Regions from separate parts of the Mus musculus genome. Here region 1 is linked to region 2. Evidence: chromatin loops called from intact Hi-C (ENCODE). Cell type or tissue: left cerebral cortex. All regions are shown on one strand. Each heading gives the region's core, and the rest is flanking DNA. Links, peaks and the distances in the headings are about the cores only.

Region 1 (5,000 bases), core at 1-5,000, 630 kb before region 2:
GGAATAGTCACAGTTTGATTCCGAGTGGGAGATACAGTGGTTGATCTGTGACCATAACAAGGGAGTGTTGTTCCCACTGTAAGATGTCCCAAGAGATGCTCTTAAAAAAATTACCACAGATCTGTGCACTTAAAACAGCACAATTTCGTTGTGTCACTGTTCCAGAAGCCAACGGTAAAAAAAAAATGAAGGTGTTGCCAGGGTGGGCTTTCTGCTCCCCTGTGGAGAATCTATCCCATGTCCCTTTCCTCCTCTTTCCTAAGCATTCCCTACTTGATATTCCTTGGTTTGCAGATACATAACTCCAATTCCAGATATATTCATCTTATTTCTTTTATGACAAAACAACGTTCAAAGGAAGGGCTGAGGGCAAAAGAGATGGCTCAGTGGTTAAAAGCATTGGCCATTTTTCCAGAAGCTTGGTTTGATCCCCAGCGTCCACATGGCACTTTACAACTGTCTGTAACTCCAATCCAAGGGGATCCAAGGTCCTCTTCTGGTCCCCATGAGCATTACACACATAGGGTGCACAGACGTGTGCAGGTAAAACACCCATACACATAAAAAAAATTAGATAAGACCTAAAAAAAATTTTTTTTTAAAAAGGAGACAGGGTTTGTTTTGAGCACTTTTTGAGAGCATAGCCTGTCATAGCGGGGAAGGCACAGTGGCATCTACAGTCAGTAAGCAGAGAGTGATCAATGGTCGTGGTCAGTTTGCATTCTCCTTTTAATTCAGTCTGGTTAAACCTTTCTAGAAACGCTCTCCTGGACACACTCAGAGTTGTGTTTCCATGGTGACTGTAGGTATAACCAGGTTGACGATGGATGACGATGGATGACGATTTACCATCATATCTGCCCTTGCTTACCCACGTCCTCCCACTGTATCAAAGTTCTCTCTCCAGGTATTGAATGTTGGGCCGACCCTGAATCTTAAGATGACCTCTCAGAATCATTCATTATATCTCCCAAAACCACGAATTAGACATCAAAAACCTGTTTCTAAATCAAGTCGCATTCATAAGTATGGAAAATGAGATCTTGGAAGTATTCTTTTGTAGGCACAATTCAACTCAGGTCTTTGGTCCTTGCTCCCCATCCTTGGAGACTTAATTATAGTCTCACTCAGAAGCTCTAATAACTGCCTTCCATCTTGGCTCAGCTTTAGCATGTGTTATATGGGCTGATGATTCAGGTTTCCCCGACCCTCACCCCATCTCTAGCTGTTTTCCAGTCTTTCTGGACTACATTAGCCAGTCAGAACCTTGCCATTTCCCAGGTGACACCCGGGCAGTCCTTGACCTGTCTTGACTAAGCATATTGTCACCTGCTTCCCTTCTGAAGTCCGCTTTGCCCGTCCACTCACTGGTCCCTCCTCTGCCACCTGGTTTTGCCATGCTGCATTTTCTCTTCACAGATCTCCTTCCTCATGCCTCTGATTGGTGGTTCCCTTCACATCAGAGCCCAGGGCTCCGCGCCCTTCTGAGCTCTCCCACAGTGATGCGTTTCCATTGATGTGTCGAGTCTACAGACCCCCAGCTGATACCCACGCTAATTACACGCATTCCTCTGCAAGTTCATTAGTGGTAAATGAGGCTTGTATTTGGCATGTTTCTCTTGTTGTCCTTTATACCCGTCAGGAAGGACTCAAACTCCTTTTGAACCTAGCTGAAGCCAGTTAGCCCAAGAGGCCAACATTATAGGCCAAAATTAGGCCAGTCATCTTCTGTGAGCACACTTTGCTCAGATGGCTTGTGAATATGAAATGTATTTAATTCTGTTTTTATTCATTGAGTATCCCTGGGGTCCTGGTTGGGGACTTTCTGGAGGTCACAAAGACTTCTGTGGAAGTTTACGAGTACGATGGTAGCTGTAAGGGTATTGGATTATTATACAACAAAATAATGAATTAGTTAATCAAAATTTACAAGGAAAAAAAAGAGAAATATCATCAATCATATTCTTTTAGCACATTTATCTACGCCTGAGCCATAGGCTGTTCTGTGTACTGGCTGTGACAGTGGTGACAGAGTTCAGTTAGTTACAGGGGAGATGTTGCAATTCATAAAGCCCGAGATACAAAGCTTTTCAGTCACCGCTATAGACTCATGCTTTACAGCATCCAGTGGTTCAGAAGCCACTTGTGTGTGTGTGTGTGTGTGTGTTTGTGTATAAGAAGGTGTTCCTGGGCTGGGGTGATGGACTCATCTAAAACTGGCCCTATTACCCTAGCAGTCGAGATGATTCCCCATTCAATAGATAATAGTCTGTCTCCTTTGTATGGTGGGATCTCTAGTAGTAAGGCCACCAGTTATCTTCTAACAGTCATCTGAAGATGTGCTATTGCTTGGACAGATGTTGTAAATGCTAAGGGCTGGACAGCGGCTTCTTCAAAAAAGCACATCTTAATTTTTATTCAACTCTGTAAAGATAATAGATAGCATTGGCAAATGGTTACTACAGAGACAGGATGAAATTGAAACTCTTCCACCAAAGTGTCTCATTGCCTCTGCACAGAACCTTGCGAAGCACCATGTTGTATCCGTGTTACAGATGAGAAGTTTAGGGTTCAAGGAGGTTGTTTGTAGGAAGTCCAGAATCTCACAGCCGACATGAGAGCTTGTGTTCCTTACATCCCATCCCAGAGCTGTGTCTTAGTTGTCCCATGGCTAGCTAAGCAGGGGGTGCCTCTACAAGAAGCAGGTGTGTTTGTTTTCTTCTTCTGCGGGCACATAAAGCTTTTGATCATTTTTTTTCCCTAAGGAAGGCCAGACAGGCAGAAGGTGCTTGGTGAAGCATAAAGAAAACATAACTTAGTCATCGCTGGCAATTCCAGAGATGTAGCACCAAGGCTTTGTGTGTTGTGGAGTGAAAGTGCGTGTCATCTTGCTGAGGTGTGAACTTAACTCACAGGCACCTGCCACTGGGGGGTCAGGGGTGGGCGGTGGGGACACAGTCACTTCACCGTTCTCTGCCTCATCACAATTTTGTGACAATGCATACAGCAGAGTGTTCCTCTGGAAAGTGTGGGGGAAGAAGAGCCCTTCTCTCCCAGGAAGACCTGCTGGTACTGCTAATAGAAATTAAGAAAGAGAAAAGAGGCCAGACATCTTACAAGATAGAGGAGGCCTTGTTTGTCCAAATCAATTTAAAAATTCACGCAAACCTCAGGACATGTCTGCGGTAGACATCACCAGTTGACTGGACCAGGAAAGAGGTCTAATTAACAAGTCTTTTCCTCATGTGCACATCTGCAGCTTGCTAGAATGTGGTCTGTCTTTTCCAAGCTTCTGACACATTAGTACTGCCTTTAGACCCAGGGTGCCTTAGTAGCTAGCAGCCATCAGCTCTCCAAGTAAGTAATGGGATGCTGGTGTTTGAGATGCTGTGGCCAGGTGAGGGGCCTCTTTTTTTGCTTTCTTAACTCCATTCTTGACTTAGTCACTTAGAAACAGGCTCTTGTCTGGGTCTAGTGCCTGGACTTAGTAAGCTTGTGCTACACTGAGCTGCATGTCCCATCCTCTCTTAGTGTGGGGCCTTCTGTATGTGGCATCATGGTCATGGCCGTGATGGCCCTCCCATCAACAGTGAGTGCACAGGGTGGGCTTTTCCAAGCTTCTGATGCTCCATGCTGCACACCCCACCCCCTCCTGCCCTGGTGCTCTGGCTGACAGAAAGGTTGCCTCTTTCTCTTGGCTTTCTCCGGCTCAGTGCCCAGGTCTCCAGCCTAGCTGCCTAGAGGCCCCATGGCTCTGTAAGATCCCACGCAGGCAGCCTGACAGGAAGGGGATTTGTTCCCTATGCCCTGTCACTCTGAGCCGCTCAGGGGGCAATGGGGCTTTTGTGAGCTCTCAAGTGAACCCATTGGCCCATTGTCTGCCAGGGCTTTCCACAGACCGCCCCCAGTACGGTGAGGATAGGGGTGGGGCTGGGAAAGGCCGGATGTATTTCTGGCCGGGCCTGAAAACACCATTCATCCCAGAAGCACCCTGTTATGCAGCAAAGGCAGAATAAAGAGAAAAGAGGGAGGAGTGGGAAAAAGGAGCGAGGAAGGGAAGGAGGAGCGAAGGGGGGCCGGGAGAAGATACCGGGACCAACAGCATGGAGAGGACAGATATGGAGAGACTTCCAGGCCTGGGAATGTATGCTTCACCTGGAGGGAGAGGGAGAGTGTGAGGGTCACACAGAGAGATTCGTAAGGCACCACACAGGGAGATAAAGAGCACTCATGCCATGGGCATCCCTAGGTAGTTACACTTGCCCTGGGATTCGTCAACAGAAGTAGAATGTGCCCATCAGGAAAGCGGCAGGATCTCCCCTCGGCCTTTTGGCTAACTAAGATCAAGTGTAGGAAAGTAACAGGCTTCCTCTTCCAGCTGCTGGGGCCATGAACAGCTTGTTGAGCTCCCGAAGAGGGCTCTGCTCCATCAGAAGAAAGTAGTGGGGACCACAAGTGTGCTGAGTAGCCAGATGAGATTTCAAGAGCTACTGGCCCCTCTGACCCAAAGGTTGTTGTGGAATGGAGGGTGCTCGATTCCGAGTGGGCCCTCACTCGGGTACAAGGAAAGGGGATTCCATGAAACCAGACTTTTGGCATCTGGGACCAACTAAGCAGATAGTTTTTGCTTGGATGGCATCTTATACAAGCAAAGGTAGAAAGATGAGCTATTGAAGGTGCTATACAGGGCTTCAAGCTTAGAGCAGAGGGGCCAGCAGGGCTGCTGGAGGCCTTTTTACTTATGGGATGTTCTGAAGTAACTTAGGGCCTGAATTGACAGACAGAAAATGAGCAGAAATGGCAGATGAGCTGTCCCCTCTGGTAGACACATAGATTCCAAAGCCACCAAACTGTATGTTTTTATTTTATTTTATTTTATTTTATTTTATTTTATTTTATTTTTTATTTCCCAAAGCCTAGCCTTTTAGGGCAAACACTTCTCTTGAACCGGTAGTGTGAAAGAGCCAGAAGCAGGCCTGGTGGCCCTTCCCATCTACTGT
Region 2 (9,188 bases), core at 1,958-6,957:
GTAATTAAACATTATTTTTGAGGCCGGTGTTTGCCACATTCTATTTAAGAAACTCAAGGCATTTGCCTGCAGCATCTTCTAAGACAACCTTTGTTCTGTCTCCATGCTTAGCTGTGCTGTGGTATGGTCTATTTCTCTACACTTGTTCTTTGCATGTGGTGCCAACTAATGTAACTCTGTTTACAGAGACCGCCATCTGTCTTGTCCCCACCACCACCAAAGTGCAATGACACATTTGAAGTAAATCCTTCACAGAATTCTTTAGTCTCTTCCTTTGTCTTTTTTATCTTCCTTCCCTTACTTGAATGAAAGGAGATCTCGGCCAATTCTGGTGGCTCACACCTAAAAGCTAAGCCAGGGGAATTGTCACAAATTTGAGGCCAGCCTGGTCTGCTTAATGAGTTCTAGGCCAGTGTAGGCTTCAAAGTGAGGACCTGTCTCAAAATACATATAGATCTGAATTTCTGGGAATGGGTATTAATAGAGTCACAAGACCCCAGAAGTCTGCTTAAAATATGGATGCAACTTACATTCTGTCATTCTATGGCTATAGAAACAATCATAGTGTAACCTCTCTTGCTCCCTCCATTTCTCTCTCTCTCTCTCTCTCTCTCTCTCTCTCTCTCTCTCTCTCTATCTATCTATCTATCTATCTATCTATCTCTCCATCCTTACCTTGTTGATAGAGATTATTGACTTTCCATGTTCTAACACAGAGGAGGAAATCAGTTTTCCAATGTCAAAGCGTATTGTAAGGACATTTATAGTAACTCAGAGCTCAGGAAAGAGGCTGAGTTTAGAGACAGCCCATGATTGGTTGCAGACAGCATAGGCATAGAAGAGGTAAACAGGGAGGATGGAGGCAAGAGGGTTGGAGTAGAGTTTTGGAAGCATCAAGTTTCAATAATGGGAGAGTAGCTAGTTGCTTGTAAGGGAAGGGGAGTGTGCTAACCCTGTAAAAATGAAAAGAAAGCAAAAGAAAGAGAGAGAGATTGATATACCAAGTGATTGGGGCCATTCACCACAACACATGAATCAAAACGGAGGAATGAATGAGCCCACGGGGCTTGGCATTCTGAGGAGGTCAATGAAGGAATGACCTTGTGTCAGGACAGGAACAAAAGTCCACAGAGGAAGTGAAAGCCTTCAGAGTAGAGACTTGGAAGAAAGTAAAAGTTGAGCAAGAAGGGACCGTGGGTGAGAAGGAACATTTATTGTGCATGTGCTACTATTGTCCCTGCTACTTGGCTTCCAAGCCATACGGGGCTTTAAAGCGAACGTGTCCATTTCTTCCGTCTTCCCCGCCTCCCTCCCCTTCCACCTGTCTGCACCCCGGCAGCTCATCCTCTCTACCAACACCTCTCCACGCCGGCCAGCTTCATTGCTTGGGAGTAGTTTTCAAGAAATTAGTTTCTTCCTCCCCGGTTTGCCTCACCTTTCTCCCACTTCCGTTGTGCTCAGGAGACAACAGAGCATGAGGCTATAGAAAGAAAAAAATGGCAGCCTCGGTGGCTTCAGGTTCGTCCTCTGTACTCATAATAAGAGTTTCTCTGGCGTTGGGGAAACGATTGCAGTACAAAAGGCAATGTCAATGCTGGAGCCTCCTTTCTGGATAATCTACAGGGGAGCATGCAGCCTTTGCAGCAATCCTGGTCTCCAAACATGAGGGCTGAACTCAAAGATTGGAAGACCAAAAAGAGCCTGAGAAAATTGAAACAAAAATTCCTCATGGAGCTCAGAGTCTCTAACTCAGATTGAATTCAGGCTACAGAAGTTTGGGAACAGGGGAGGTTCCAGAAGAGGCAGAGTACCAGGAGGGACCCTTTTCTAGCCTGGGGAAAGAGGAAAGGAGTCATCGAGGCTGACATTCAAGCCCATGTCATCCAGCCACACATGAGAGAGTTTGAGTTTTTCAATATTGACTCCCGTAACATTGAATAATTTCATTGATATTTTATTGAAGGGTGAAAATTTTTAATTTTAATTAGATTAGTTTCTCCAGGTTTACTACATTTTTAATGTGTTTTTATTGTGCCTTGGGGTCATTCTCCCCACGGGGATTATTCTAGTTTTATAATTAAAAAGGGAATCAACACTCTAGACTTAAACTATGGATTTTTTTTCAAACTTAACTTTCCTGGATCAAAGCTATACTATGTAAAGCATCCCCGTGGAGACTCGGGATGCTATAACCTGAGATCCACAATGGCATCTTCTCATCTGAATGACCTATGACAGCTTTCACTAACCAGTGCTGGAAAATGCCTCAGCCTATAGATTCCTAGTCCTGCTCTCAATCTCTCTGGTGGTAAGTGTGGGCTGGCTGCCTCAGATCTGGTTGCAGAGCATGCACAGGTGAAGTGGCTGCCTTTCCTGGCAGTCAGGAGGTGGAAGCTGTCACTGGATTCTGCTACCTCGGCCTCACACTGACAAACAGCACACTAATAGGCAAGGAACTAGACAGTTCTATCTAGGAACCCAGCATGTCTCCTGGCAGACCTGCTAGAAGGTTCTGGTTTCCAAATACGAAAGTTTTGTCAGAGCCAGAGGCTCAGCATCCCCTGCCTGGATGGACTCTCATGGTGCCCTATTCTTTTCAGAGAGCCTCCTTCCTTTCAGGCCACCTATATGCCATGTGTTGTGGGGTCAAGAATCCCCAAAGAAACACCATGGGAGACTGAGCTCTATCCCCAAAGATTGGGTCTTTTTGAGTTTCCACTAACATGGGGGACATCGTGAATCTAGTTTTAAAAGCAATGAAACCGAACCATATTCCAAAAGATGAAGTGCTTTGTCCCAAACTATCCCCTGAAGCAGTTGAACCTCATTTAAACTCAGATTTGTCCAGCTATAAATTCCTGACACTTTATACACCACCAAACAGCATCCCTTTAAAAGCTACCAGGCTCATGGTGCCTGTGTGTGTGTGGCGGGGGCGGGGGGGGGAACCCTGTGTGCCCTACCACTTCCTGGCCAAGAGCTGGGTTACCTTGCAGACCCCTCTCCCATCACTCAGTTTCATACCCAGAATGCAGACTGAGAGTTCCCCCCCCACACACATGTGTAGTGTGTGTGTGTGTGTGTGTGTGTGTGTGTGCGCGCGCGCGCGTGCGTGCGTGTGCGTGTGCCTGTGCCTGTGGAAGTCAGAAATCAACATCAGGTATCTTCCTTGATTTCTCCTCGTCTTTGAGACAGGGTCTCTCACTGAACATAAAACTTATCAATTTGGCTAGGTTGGCTGGCTGACCAGCAAGTTCCAGAGATCTGTCTGTCTCTACCTCCCTTGGACTGGAATTACAGGCATATATATATGCCACTGTGTCTGGCATCTTACCTGGGTGCTAGGGATTCAAACTCAGGTCTCCATGCTTTCACAGCAAACAACTGGGCCATCATCCCCAACACCCAAGGATTCTTAACATCCAGCAGAATGGATAAAACCTGTATCCAGAGAGCCTCCTTCTTTTGCTGGAGTCCAGAGTCAGACCCCCGCCCCTCACCCATCCCGGCCAGTCATCCCAGAAGAACCTCACTGAAAATCCTCCCTTGCTGCTCATACAAATTGTTTCTCCATGAGCTTGTAATAATGTGTCTTCCTCCCTCGTCTTGAACTTATCCAAACAGCCACAAATATCTCCATGCTTATGAAAATGAAATTATCCAGATGTCTCTGCAGATGTTACAAATAGCCAGCACAGTGCAGGGTAAATGCAAAGGAAATCTCTTCTCCCCACTTGGGATGAGTGTTTGCGAATGGGACTAGCAAAATATGACCAGGTGCATACCAATTCCTCATGAAGGTGACTTTATCCCCGTTATGAGAATTCTTCATTTAAAATCAATTTTGAAATCATAAATACTCAGATTTGGGATGCTGTCCTCCAGTGGTAAACAGAGATTAGTGCTTGATTGTTAATATTGCTGTTAATTTTACTTTAGATTTTAAAAATTGAGGAGTATGTTGAGGTATGGTAAAGATGGGAGGTAGAGGTGATTCTTTGGTGTTTCGTAGGGCAGAGTTAGCGATGAAAAGCAGGTTAGACTTGGGTATTTGGGAGCAGGGTTTGGGGGGTGTTGGGAGAGAAGAAGATAGGCAGATAGAGGCAAAGAGCTTCATGGAGAAGATGAAGCTACAGGGGATTCTGACAAGGACAGAGGACATTTGAAAGATGAAGGCAGTGGAGAAGGCCCTGGGCAAGTCCCCACTCAGGGCCAGGCAGTGGTGAGGCTCATGGGAAGAGGGTCACTGCACCACCTTAGCAGGAGGTGGAGGGAGCCCCTGGATGCCTGGCTGCGGATGCTTAGATTTTACCTTTGAAACAAGAGGGAGGAGTGAAGCAAGCAGAGGCCACAGAAGGAAAGGCAGGAGGGAATGAACTCATATGCATGTGACAAAGAGAAGTAAAACCTGGAAGACACCCGCCCATGCACTGGTCTGTCATTCTTAGAGCCAAGCTCTCACAGGGACGTTGAGGGCTCCACATGGCTGCTCTGGTCCAGGGATTAGGAGATGAACACATACCCTCAATCCCTCATCCAGATGCAGTTGGAGGAGGAGCCACAGAATTCACCGGGACCTCACATCCTTCCTGCCTGTGGTTGCTTCATCCCTGCTTTCCTGGGGCCAACCTGCAGGACCAGCTGAAGTTGCTTCCCTGCTCTGTGGCCTGGCTTCCCACTGCGATGATGCTGCCGCCTGCATTCATGAAGAGAGTCAGTGGCATCTCTTCAGGTCCTGCTGCTGTGTCCTTGAGCCTCCCGCAGCTCTAGCTCTTGGCTTGCCTTTCTGCAATCTGCCATGTGTAACAGCAACCCAGCAGCTGCCACCTCCCCACAGCTCTTCAGCCTCACATGGGATACCTCTCTAGGGCCAGCAGACAGGACTCAGAGCTGTTTGGAAAGGACCTGTGCACTGCCATGGGAGTGACTGTGTGCACCCTTGACCTCCAGGAGCCCCTGGCCCCTCAGATATTGCCAGGTAAATCCCATGCCACAAACTCAGGTAAACAAAGAGAATCTAATTTTTATGTTTCTAAAATAGCATTAGCACAGCTAATAGCATTAGTTTCTAAAATAGCTAATAGCATTAGCATTTTGAGATAGAAACAATCTTTGCCACTCCTCAGCAGGGCTCTAAGATAGCCTTAAATGGTGGCAGTGGGAAAAGTCTTCCTGTATCCTTGCTGGTGTTGGCTAATATCCACAAGGCCATCTGGTCTGGTACATGCAGATGGCTTCAGTCAATCCTCATTCCTGGCCTCAGGCCTCTTTGGTTCTAACGATGCTCTCAGCTTGTGCCCTGACCCTCTGAACACTAGACCGTACCAGGCTAAGAGATGCTCAGAAATCAGGTTCCTGCAGAAACCAGAAGCCATTTCTCCTAGGGAATCTGCCTGCCTCAACAAAACCCAGCCCAGCTATGGGGAACACCTTCTTTTTGCCTTGGATTGTCCTAATCTACCTTCCTGGGTGGAGATGCCAGAGTTCCATCTTTAAGCTACTCCTTTCTGGAGACCTGAGAAGCAGAGAGTGAACTAAAGTCAGGCCTGTAAGAGGTTTGTTGAAGTGGAGATACAATGGGACAAAAGCCTCGGGCAGCTGTGAAGATTTAATAAACTCTCCTCCAACTCATTCTGAAACTGCAAACCAACAGCTGTTCACAGGAAGAGTCCTACAAAGCGCACAAGAGCCGAGTCCCGGGACTCCAGTGGTGTTCCATCTGTGTTGGTGAGAGCTACCTAGAAATACAGGAGCCTGGGCACACCACTAGCTGTTGCCACAGACTATGGACCAACTGCACTTCCCCCGGCTGGATGGCAGGTTCTTTCTAGAAAAGGGAGGCCTGCAGCCTTCACAACCACACAGAGCCCTGCACACCTGCACACTCTTCACCCTTCCCTTGAGTTCCCACCCAACTCTTGATGGGATTTGCAGCAGGTCTGGCTTGTTTTCAATAGCTCCACCATGTCCTAAGTTCCTTCCAGACTCCTGGGAACTACACCTTTGAAATCCTATGTAATGTAGATCTTGTTTCTTTGTGTGTGTGTGTGTGTGTGTGTGTGTGTGTGTTATGAAACATCCACATTAGGAAATAACCTCATACCCGCCTTTACTGGCTGGGAAACGGGCCAGTCAGAGGGCCAGGGAACATCTCTGGCTCATTCTTCAGATATTACATCATCATTCGCCTTCATCATTCGCCTAGTAAATCTTTGTATCCCACAAGAGAAACATTACATGATATCCTTGTGACATCACCCTGCCAACTACCTTCATCCCTTCCAAGAAGGTGGACACTCTCCATCTCAGCCTTGGTCAGTGTTTGCCTCTGAGGTTGGACAGCCAGGTGTCTCTAAAGAGTGAGTGGTAGGATGGGGCATAGTGACTCTCTCCATCTTCCGGGCCGAGGTGCAGGGTTCCTCCAGCATGCTTTCTATTCTCCCAACACTGGCTTCTTCTGTGGGTGATCAGTAAGTAAGAAATGTTTTACAAAGTGCTTACCAAGGGCCAGGGACAACCTGAAGCTTCACAGCCACCCTATGAAATTAGTGCTACCGCTAACCCTGCTTGGAAGAAAGTTTTTTGTTTTTGTTTTTGTGTTTTGTTTTGTTTTGTTTTGTTTGCATTTTAGGTCTTTTCTTTTCTTTTTTTTTTTATTACGTATTTTCCTCAATTCCAATTCCAATGCTATCCCAAAAGTCCCCCATACCCTCCCCCCCCACTCCCCTACCCACCCACTCCCACTTTTTGGCCCTAGAGTTCCCCTGTACTGGGGCATATAAAGTTTGCGTGTCCAATGGGCCTCTCTTTCCAGTGATGGCTGACTAGGCCATCTTTTGATACATATGCAGCTAGAATCAAGAGCTCCGGGGTACTGGTTAGTTCATAATGTTGTTGCACCTACAGGGTTGCAGATCTCTTTAGCTCCTTGGATACTTTCTCTAGCTCCTCCATTGGGTTGCCCTGTGATCCATCCAATAGCTGACTGTGAGCATCCACTTATGTACATGGAGAAGTCAGGCCCCTTTCCTGAAGGCACACAGCCACTAAGGAGAAAAACCAAGACTCAAAGCCAGCATCTCTACCAAATCCGTGGGTCTAGAGTGACAAAACCTAAGCTGCCTCACTTCCAGGGACTTAACAAAGAGGGCCTGGAGAAATGACTTAGCACCTCGGAGCACTACTGCTCTGATAGGGACCACATCAGGCAGCTAACAAGGACTTGTAACTGTGGTTTCATTGGTCCTAATGCCCTCTTCTGGCCTCTGAGGGCATTGCATGCATGTGGCACACATTCATACAGAGAGAGAGAGAGAAAGAGAGAGAGAGAGAGAGAGAGAGAGAGAGAGAGAGAGAACGAGAAGAGGGAAATGGGTATCATGGGAGTAAAGGAGACTGACCACAATGCATAGATACTAGACAGGCAGAACACTAAGTACAGAAAAAAAAGCATAGCTCTAGAAACTTGGGAGAGACACCCCTCAATTTGCATCTGTAGCAATGGGGTCCTAACTAAAGGCTGCATCTGGTACCTGGGAAGCCTGGATGCAGGTGCAGGCATCTGACCTTATACCAAGGCCCCATTGTCATCAGCAGAGGCAAGCCTGGCTCTCAGTTCATTCCTTAGAATGCAGGGCTAGCCCTGCCTTAGTGGCATCTGTCCTAGGCACAGCTGTGAGGTTTGGACAGCCCTCTAAGCACAATAAAGTAGCACGTTCTTCTCAGTGGGGTTGTGGCACATCTGTCCAGGAAAAGGCGGAGAGCTATTCAGCACTTCTGAGAGGTTGTTTATAGAATTGGCTTTCCAAGTGGCTCATCCCGCACTTGGGAACATTACCCTCCAAAGAAAGTGATTTATTCCTCCAGCAAATATTTACTGAGTACTTGGTATGTGTGAAGTACTCAGAACACTCTGGAGTATAGAGGACAAGCTGTCATGCGAGAGGCGTGTGTGGCCTCGCATGGGGAATCATCACAATAAAGAAGAGCTGGTGTAGCCTGTGCACTTACAAGATGACCACAGTCACTAACATTTGAGAGTTTACACAGTAGCCACGCCACTGGGTTGTGTTCAGACATCATTAGGATGAATCTGTGTAGCCCTCGCCACAGCTCCGTTAGGCAACAGCAGGAGCACTCCCCTGCACTGTGATACACAGCCACCAAAACTGAGCTGTGCACGGTGTTTTCTTAGTACATGGTTTTCACCAAGGTACACACGCTGTGGACCTAGACAGAGCCCTTGGCATAGCCCACTGGTTTCCCACTTCTCCTACTGTGTCCTTGCTCTCTCAAGAATCCCTTTGCTGCTTAAACCACTAGACAGTCCCCTCCTGGCACATTCCCCATCCTCTGGGTGATGCCCTAGGTCTGGCTGGGAACTGAGACACCTCCATCTGCCGTATTCCTGGCAAGACCAGATGGCTATAGCTTTGGCCAACCAAGACCAAAGCCTTTGTGGCCCACTTTCTCCTTCCTGACCCAACGTAGCTGGTCTATGCCAGGCTATAGACTGGCTACAGGCTGCAGGATCACACTCAGGAAGGAAAGCCCTTTCTCTACCCTCTTCCATGCACACACACACACACACACACACACACAGAGAGAGAGAGAGAGAGAGAGAGAGAGAGAGAGAGAGAGAGAAAGAGAGAGAAACAGAGACAGAGAGATAAAGATAGAGAGAGACAGAGACAGAGAGAGAGAAGCTACCTTGCCGATACCTGAATTTGAACCAACCACTATCCTCAGACTCCAGTTCCAGCACCTTATTGGTCTGTGTCCTAGGTGAAGAACATACACTCTCCAGCCTTGCCCTTCCTATTGTGAATATGGGATCAAGTTCTGCCTCACAAAGCTATCTCAAACCTCGAACATGCATCCTATGAAGTACTATGAGAACCGGAGGGTACTACTGTACACATATGATATTCACATAGCTATTTTATTGCATGTATAATTATATATTGAGACATTAGAGTTTTAGGTTCCTACATGAAATCTAAAGCCAAGATGGCCAGGAATCAAGTTCTAGCTTTGCCTCTTACTAGGTATGTGTGACCTTGGGCAAATTAATTAGCCTCTCTGTGCCCCAATTCAGTTTCCTCTTCTATAGTTTTCCAAGAAGATTAAACAGCTTAATCCACTTAAAGCATTTAAATGGTGCCAGTCACAGTCAGCATCCCATAAAA

What was found. A loop is a pair of places that touch in the nucleus more often than their neighbours do. Peaks named below come from ENCODE experiments on the same cell type or tissue, not always from the same donor. Only the 100,000 strongest peaks of a DNase experiment are listed, where the experiment ranks them.
Region 1: a loop joins it to region 2, with 4 times the contacts of the local background. A loop is called at or near these places in 1 of 42 quality-filtered maps.

Annotation. Positions count from the first base shown.
Region 1 is chr9:102,242,317-102,247,316 of GRCm38, reverse strand. All of the region lies in intron 1 of Ephb1 (Eph receptor B1), which reads left to right. Among named protein-coding and RNA genes, the nearest start is that of Gm31233, 34 kb to the right of the region's middle. In left cerebral cortex, for the core only: no CTCF peak of the experiment used is centred there; DNase peaks (open chromatin) are centred at 2,870 and 3,918.
Region 2 is chr9:101,609,724-101,618,911 of GRCm38, reverse strand. No RefSeq gene overlaps it. Among named protein-coding and RNA genes, the nearest start is that of Gm24638, 220 kb to the right of the region's middle. In left cerebral cortex, for the core only: no CTCF peak of the experiment used is centred there; a DNase peak (open chromatin) is centred at 4,781.